3 separate regions of the Mus musculus genome follow, and regions 2 and 3 are each linked to region 1. Evidence: chromatin contacts called from ENCODE Hi-C or POLR2A ChIA-PET data. All regions are on one chromosome and are shown on one strand. The core of a region is the stretch at or near the end of the contact, and the rest is flanking DNA. Distances in the headings are between cores, read along the strand shown.

Evidence for each region. Hi-C counts contacts between places; a loop is a spot of excess contacts on that map. ChIA-PET counts read pairs that join two places held with the same protein, here RNA polymerase II (POLR2A).
Region 2: POLR2A ChIA-PET joins it to region 1 with 10 read pairs in Patski. The contact joins the enhancer-like site here to the promoter of 2810408I11Rik in region 1. A Hi-C loop is called at or near these places in 11 of 37 maps with a recorded cell type or tissue (Patski, T-helper 1 cell, T-helper 17 cell and 5 more). POLR2A ChIA-PET finds 5 or more read pairs at or near these places in 4 of 5 experiments (Patski and embryonic stem cell).
Region 3: a loop to region 1 is called in a map of heart, with 7 times the contacts of the local background. The contact joins the promoter of Fzd5 here to the promoter of 2810408I11Rik in region 1. A Hi-C loop is called at or near these places in 3 of 37 maps with a recorded cell type or tissue (T-helper 1 cell and heart). POLR2A ChIA-PET finds 5 or more read pairs at or near these places in 4 of 5 experiments (Patski and embryonic stem cell).

What each region holds. Positions count from the first base shown.
Region 1 is chr1:64,689,297-64,691,950 of GRCm38, reverse strand. It overlaps 2810408I11Rik (RIKEN cDNA 2810408I11 gene), which reads left to right and starts at 1,292. Exons shown (of 2, transcript NR_038009.1): 1 at 1,292-1,487. It overlaps Ccnyl1 (cyclin Y-like 1), which reads right to left and starts at 606. Exons shown (of 10, transcript NM_001097644.1): 1 at 551-606. The coding sequence starts at 560.
Region 2 is chr1:64,632,115-64,634,768 of GRCm38, reverse strand. No RefSeq gene overlaps it. Among named protein-coding and RNA genes, the nearest start is that of Mettl21a, 16 kb to the right of the region's middle. Within about 2 kb of position 1,342, at least 1 of the 3 ENCODE cell types and tissues checked has a DNase peak (open chromatin) inside an H3K27ac peak, as active enhancers do.
Region 3 is chr1:64,736,402-64,739,055 of GRCm38, reverse strand. It overlaps Fzd5 (frizzled class receptor 5), which reads left to right and starts at 1,306. Exons shown (of 2, transcript NM_022721.3): 1 at 1,306-1,923; 2 at 2,203-2,654. The coding sequence starts at 2,456.

The DNA.
Region 1 (2,654 bases), core at 43-2,542:
ACCATACACATTTTGGTGGCAATCTCTACTTGAACGTAAATAAGAAATCTTTAACCATGCTGAATCTAGATTGCTCTAGTATCAGTTACTCAACTCGTTCAGAGCAAGAGGAACATTATGCTCTTACCTTACGTACCATCTGCCTAAGTAAGGACAGAGAGATGGGATGGCTATTCTGAGGTTAGGGGTACCTGGGAGTTTTATTAAGAAAAGGGGCAATTATAGTCTCTTGAAGTCTTAAGTTCCACTGGACGGTACACAGCAGTACAAAGAGGAAGCGGTGCCGGGTACAGGGTCCCGGGTCAGAATGAGAGAATGGGAAGAGTGAAGAACTGGGCGTAGGGGTGGGAGAGAAACTGGCCAGACGTGGCCGAGAAAGAATAAGGGGTGGGAACACGAGCCACAGCCCTCATTCCCGGTGTCCAGGCCTGCGCCAGGAATAATCCCGGCAGGAAGGAACCCGAGGCGGCGGCCGCCTCCCAGCGGGACCCAGGGAGTCGGTGGAGGCCAGAGGTGCGCCACGGCCCGGACGCGCCCGCTGCCTCCTCACCTTCGGGCATCTCTCGGTCACTGATGTGCTGCAGGTGGTGGCCCTCGCCGGCTCCGAAATCCAACTCGGCGGGCTCCACGGCCGCAGCGGGCGCCGGCGCTACCGCCACCGCGTCCCCGGCCGCCGCCTCGTAGACCTCGGACTCGTAGTCGGGCTCTGCCGGCCCCGCGCGCCGGCCCAGCTTGGGGCTGGCATTGGGGGACACGCAACAGGTCAGCGTGTTCCCCATGGGGAGCGTCCGCTCCGCTCGGCCGACGCCTGCGCCTCCGCTCGCCCCGGACTCCGCGCCCGCCCCCTCCCCCAACAATGGCGCGGTCGGCGCCGGCAGCCCCGGGCAGAGCGGGGCTGCGCCCGCCCGCACTCGCCGCCGCGCCCGCTGCGCGCCCGCCCGCCCCGCCGCCCAGCCCGGGGCAGGGCTCCGGCCTCGGCCGCACCCCCGCCGGCTCGCCGCCGCCGCCTCCCCACAGCGGACTAGTCTGCGAGGGCGGCGACCAGCCCGGCTTATTTAAAAGGGGTGGGGACCCGACAAGCGCTGGGAGACGCAGCCACTGCGGGCCGAGAGCGCGGCCGGAGCTCCTCCTCCTTCCGTCGCCGCCTCCGAACTGAAGGCCGCTAGCCGGCTCCTGCCAACCGGAACGCGCTCCGCGGTCACCTGGTGACGGGTAGCCAATCAGACCCGGACTTCCCTCCACGCACCCGCCTACGGCCCAGGCACGTGACTCACAAAGCCCCGCCCCGTCCCTTAAGCTGAGCCGCGCGAATTCTGGTTTCCATTCATCTCGAGCTGCGCCGAGTCCGGCTCCTACTGGGGAGCTGCGGCAGTTTGTTACTCGAGGCCGCCCTTCAAGGCGGGCCCCGAAGGTCCGGCCTGGTGAAGAGTTGGTTTTGTCAGCAGTTTGGTCTCTCCATGTTTGACAGCTTCCCTTTGCTCACCCAAGTAAGTTGCACTGGACTTAGCCGGTTGTATATGGCTAAATGCTCTTCTCCTGTCTTCCCAGTGTTACGTTCTCGCTTGCAACTTGGCCATAGCAACCCCGGGGCTCGCTCCTTACTCTCAATAAAGAGTCGTGACTGTGTCTTGCATGAAACCCGAGGACACGTCACTCTTCAATTTCCTCGTACGTCAAATAAGGACCAAACTCTCGGTTCAGAAAAGCTGGGAGCCAGCAACTCCGGTTTCGCTTGTTTTCTGCCATCACAAGACAGGAGTTTCCAGACTTTGTTTCTTTAACTAGCAATGCAGAGAACAGTTTTCTCCCACAAAATAGAGAACCACACTGTGGGGTGCCCACAGTCCTAAGTGATGGGGATGGTAGAGAGCAATTGACCTTTAGCATGCACCAAGTATTGCCAACCATGCCAACCGAGCTCCCTTAGCGCTAAGTCTAAAGAGCAGTCCAATGTTCGATCTCCCAGATTTTACTGATCGGTGGCAGGGTAGGGGGAGCATGCAGAAACTGAGTAACTTTCTCAAGGTTACATGACAAGGTTACTGCTCGTGTAGGGGCCAGAATAGTCTGGATTCCAGGTTTATCTCCGAGTACCTGTGAAAGGAAGTCACGGTTAGGGAAAATGACAGAGACTGTTGGTGCTTGGTAGTGTTCATTTTAAGGAAGAGCAATCTTTTCACTTGGGGATTTTAAATATCTTCCCTAATTGAATCTTCTCGTTCATTTCTGTTCCTGAAGTCCAGCAGTCCAGGCTCCCAGTAAATTTAGGCAAATGAGAAGCAAAGATTTGGAGAATCTAGCTGTACGAGTTCACACTGCTGCTCTTGGAGTACAAACACAAATATCTGACCCCAAAGTCAATGAGGTCAAGAGTTTAGTTGTTTTCTTTTAATGTATATATTTATTGTATTTGTATGAGTACACTGTGGCTGTCTTCAGACACATCAGAAGAGGCATTGGCTCCCATCACAGATGGTTGTAAGCCATTATGTGGTGGCTGGGAATTGAACTCAGGACCTCTGGAAGAGCAGTCAGTGCTCTTAACCGCTGAGCCATCTCTCCAGACCAAGAGTTTAGATTTTATACTGGAAATAAGTGTTGAACATGAAGTTCAGAAGTCATTGTCATGTGTATTTAAGACTATGTTATTCTGG
Region 2 (2,654 bases), core at 93-2,592, 57 kb after region 1:
ATCCTCTCCAACTCTTAGGAGTTTCTCTTCATGAAATTCTCACTTTCCTATAATAAAGTTTTCTGCTTTGCTTACTTCCACCCGTGTTCACACCCTTAACTTTCATTGGCCTGGGCTGTGAGCTTAGGAGCCACTATCCTGGGTCAATCTTTGATGAGTATCCATCCCACTTCTTAGTTTCTTGAGTGATATACAACTGGATCATGAAAGGCTCTGTTACTGTCAGAAACGTGGAATCATCAGTGATCAGATTCAGTGTAATAAATAGTTTCATAATACAGGGAGTCAGCTCTTCCGTGTTTTATGGGATAATTGTGGCGTAATTGCCGCAGAGTGATGGTGGCACTTTGGACATGACAAAGAGAAGACAAAGTGCTTCCTTTGAGATAGAAGGCACAGATAGTAGTACAGATACTGAAAGAGATCATATTCTTGTAAATTTCATTAGAGCATATTGCTACAATTGCTCTATTGTATCTAATTCATGAGTTCACCTTTCTCTCTCTCTCTCTCTCTCATGTGAGAGAGAGAGAGAGAGAGAGAGAAGACTTAATTCTTTTCATAGTTCTAAGCATCTGCTGATTATACTGAAGCAGGTTTCCTGCTGGCTAGTGGTGTGTGTGTGTGTGTGTGTGTGTGTGTGTGTATGTGTGTGTGTGTGTGCATGTGTGTGTGTAAAATGCTAGGGATCAAAACTAGGGTCTTGTACATGGTATGCAAGTGCTGTAATTCTGTGGCACTGAGCTACACTCCCAGCCTGCTTTCTTTCTGCTATTACTGTTCTCCCATCACTGACAATGTAGAGAGAGCTCGCAGTATCTTTAACGTGACAAGGACTGAGCTCTTGCTCTCGCTCTGAGAAATGGCCTTGCTCTGTAACTCATACTGCTTGAGACTTACTTTATGGTCCAAGGTGGCCTCAAATTTGCAGTCCACTTTTCTCTGTCCCACTCCTGGGGGCTGCCTTTACAGGCACATCACTAAAGGCAGTCGTAATGTTGAGATATGCCCCTGCACAGCCAAGGCTCTTTGATCAGCTTCAAGCCCATAATGCAAGGAAGAGGGCTTCTTCTGAGGGAACCAGTAGCTGGAACCTTAGCTCTTCTGTGATGTGATCAGTATTACATCTGCTCTTGGCTCCAGAAGATGCTTTTCTTGGTTCTTCACCTTTAATTCTAGGTACCTCTCCTGTTGTATACATCCACATATTCAGCAAAACACATGCACTCCCACGAAAAAGCCTGTTTTGAGAGAAAGCTTCTCTATCCAGCTCTTTCTCTCTAAGCCTTCTTTGCTCCTGATTCAGCCCTGTGAACGCAGGTTTATATTTAGCCCCACTTGGAGTCTCCATATGTTCCTTCTAAAAACATTTCCTATTAAGGAACTTGCAGTTTTGCTCTCTTAGAGAAATGCTGAGTGAACATGCATGAGGTGGGTCATGTGTCTGGCATCATGTCTGACTGAAGCAGGCATTAGGGAATACCTCACAGAAAGTTCTCCTGTCTGCCGCCTGAGTTCATCTTCCTGAGTATCAGCTATTTCTTGCCTTTACCCACTGTCTGGATACCACTCTGCTTCGAGGAGTGGAGAGGCCCGAGACTGGAAGACATCACAGCATGAGGGGAAACAGGAAGAGACACAAATGACCTCTTGTAGGTGGAGAGCAGCCGTGATGTTTGGGCTAACAGGGCAGAGCTAGCTTGGAGTTCCCAGACAAAGCGAAGTGTCTGGGTGCCAAGCACTGGCTGTTTTGTTTCTTAATCTCCTCCTCTTTTTATTTTAGTATTATTTTTAATTATTTCTCTTTAATTTTTTTGAGATTATGATATAGTTACATCATTTATTCCTTCCTTCCCTTACTCTCTCCAAACCTCCATATACCTCTCTTTGCTCTCTTCCAAACCTGTGGCTTTTTGTTTTGTTTTGTTTTGCTATATACATATAAGTATATGAAGTGGAAACTTAAGGGTTCTTTGGAAAGTCGGTTGGATGGTGTTTTGCTGGGGCAAACACATGAAGGAACGTTTAGCTGCAGCAGACACAGGTGAAAGGATGTTCTGCTAAAGCAAGCACATGAAAGGACGGGATGCCTCACTAATGACACGAGCACGCATTGCTCTGCCTTACATTGTGTAGTTGAGCTGCGTTTGCTGGGACTCCATAGAGAGAAAGACACCAAAACCTTCTGGTGGTGTGCTGCAGCTTCTTGCTGTTTCCATGGACTGGGGCTGATTGGCAGAGTGATGTCAGCTGAGACAGAGGCACTTGCTGATGCCCATGCTGAAGTAAGACCTGTGGAGGACATGTGATGTTTGGAGGGAGTATAAATAGGACTTGACAGACACTGACAGAGGCTGATCTAGGTTTGCTTACAGAGCTAGCTGTGCAATGCTTACTGGTCCCCAGGTCCCCTGCCGGGCTGACTGCAGTTGAAGCTTGGTTGTCTCTGCCACCGTTGCGGATTGCTGATTCGTGTTTGCAATTCCAACTCTACCAAACTGAACTTCTGATTTCCAGACAACACAGATGAGATTTGTTCCAAAGAACCTTTCTTTGTCCACTCCCCCCGCCATCCCTGCATCCTTTTTTTTTTTTTTTTTTTTTTTGCATCACTTCTGGTGGGTGTTGGATTACAAGGGAGGTTAAAGCATTTA
Region 3 (2,654 bases), core at 57-2,556, 47 kb before region 1:
TTCAAGTACTCCTATGCCCTCCCCTACTTCAAATCCCTCCCACTCCCCTCCCCCAGCGGAAGGAGGAGTGAAGGAGCAGTCTACAATTTAAAGCCTCTTCATAAGCGTGTGAACGAATTTCAAGCATGCTAAACACCTCGGTCTCCCAGCCTAATTAGAACTCGTAGAAGAGAGGCATTTGTGGGACATTTAAAACTTGGAGTATACTAACCCATCAGGAGAGCGCCACTGCGTGTCCCTGCGTTGACTGTGCGCAGCAGGTCTTTTCACGGTTCCCACTGCCCCAGTACGCCCCGGTTATCCGGTCTCAACCTCGCCAGAGTGCACAGCAGCCAACCCTGGGGGACCAAGCACCCTGAGCTGTACACTGCTCCAGTTCAAGAGTTTTTCTCTGTGGGCAAATTCGGATCTGCCAGGGATTATAAACCGCAACTGCTAAGGACTAACGTCTCTAGAGACTTCCAAAACTGGAAAGAAATTCATTCTCTTGTCACAAGGACAAGATTTTGTTATATATAAAAGGGCAAAGCCTGGGAAATATCGATATTTCTAAGGGAGGGGTGAGTGGTAAAGATTGTGAACTCTGCTGCCCAGCTTCTGGTTTGGGATTCCAGGTCAGAGCGCCTATTGTGTGCCAGGAGCTCGCACAGGGAGGGGCACAAGTTTGTCAACGTCTCTGCTGTCTTGTTAGCTCAGCTGTGTAGGTCAAGTTCTGAGGTGTTCTGGCCTCAGAATCCTACGGTATCCAGATCGCGTATCAAGGTGTAAACGATTAACTAACACGAGGTTGCTCATTAAGTACTAGCACGTCTGTCACCTAGCACAAGGCAGCTTAGAAAGAGGACAGGTGGCACAACCGAATTGACCTCTCATCCCTTTAAACAAGCGCCAGACCTCGATAAGGACACTCAGCTGGAGAGAGGTGGCCTGGTGGAGGCCCTGGAAGCCGGCGTTCAGAGAACAGAGCCCTCAGGAAAGTGAGCACCATCCTGGTGAACCACCGCAGAGAACTCCAGAAGGACTTGGGGCCAGGTTTCCCGCCCGGGTTCTCTGGGAGGACTCATTAGCATTGACCCCGCCCTCGTAACTTCCCGGTCCACTATTGGCCGACGCTCTTCCGCTGCCCGCTCCGGGCGGGGCCGCGGGGCGCTCGCGGAGAGGCCAGGACAGCGGGGCGGTGGGCGGGGACCCGGAGAGCGATTCGTGGGACGGCCCAGCTCGGGGCAGGGCGGGAGGGGGCGGGAGGGGCGGTCCCGGGGCGGGGCCTCCCGGCGGGCATTAGAGGCAGGTGACCCGGGCGGGGCGGGAGAGGGCAGTCAGCCTGCGGCCGCGACTTGTCCTCTGCCGTCGCGCACAGCTCGGAGCTCCCTGGAGGTGGGCGAAAGAGTGCGAGAGCGCGGGGGAGGAGCCGAGCGGGGCGCGTCCCGAGAGCGCCGCCACCGCCCCCCGGAGTCTGCTGGAGCGCGGAGCCCCCTGCAGGGGAGGCGGCGAGCGGCTGGCGGGACGCGGCGGCGGGTGCGGACTATGCAGTCCCCGCCCGACCAGCGCTGGCTGCTCGCTGTGCTGTGAGGTGGCGGGGTCCCCTCCGGCTGCCGCACCCCTCCGCGCAGTTCAAGTGCTGCCCGGCGCCCTTGCCCTTCGTCCCGGCCCCGGGACGCCGGTGGAAGGCACGGCCTGCCCCTGCCTTGCTCTGCCCGAATCATGCAGGGGGCCCCGAAGGAAGAGAAGGCGAGTGACCGGCCCGCGCCGCCCATGGTCGAGGGGCGCCCTGCTCTCTGAAACGCCCTCCACCTGCTGCCATGTGTCGCCGCCACAGGTACCTAGCTTGTCGTTAAACTTTCCCAGCTCTGGCCCGATTCGGAGTCGCGCGACTGAGGAGCCCGGCTGGTCGCAGACATCTGCCGCCCAGCAGGATCCTCCGAGGTGAGAGCCCGCGTCTTCCCAGTTCACCCGGTTCCTCTGCCCCCATCTCGGGGACTGAGCTCTCTGGCCCCAGGCACAGCCTGCAGGGCCGGGCCAGAAAAGAGAGGCGGGCGCGGGCAGTGGGGTGGAGGGGGTGGGGGCGTCTGAAGTTTGGTTCTAGGAGGAGGGGAGGAAAGGAGTTAATCTTGAGATTGGAGCTGGTTTGCGGAGACCAAGTGGTTGGCGCTCCTCTAAGAGGAGTGGTTGCGATTTTTCTTTTCCCCTACCTTCTCTTTTAAGAGTTCTGTCCTTGGAGTCGGAGCCCTAATCATCCCTCCAGCCCTATCTGGTGTGGAACTGAGTGCTGCCGGCGGAGGCAGCGCCTTCCAGAAACAGTTTATCTTTGGACGGATTTCTTTAAGAGAAAAAGAAACCAACAGGTTGCCAGCCCGGGCGTCACACTCAAGACTCCGGAGAGGGAAGCCCCGGCCGCAGATTCGTCGGCCAACGCAGACCCTCTCAGGCAGCGGGAGGCAAAGGGAAGAAGGAGACGATGGCTCGACCCGACCCGTCTGCGCCTCCCTCTCTTCTGCTGCTGTTGCTGGCGCAGCTGGTGGGCCGGGCAGCGGCCGCCTCCAAGGCCCCGGTGTGCCAGGAAATCACGGTGCCCATGTGCCGAGGCATCGGCTACAACCTGACGCACATGCCCAACCAGTTCAACCATGACACGCAGGACGAAGCAGGCCTGGAGG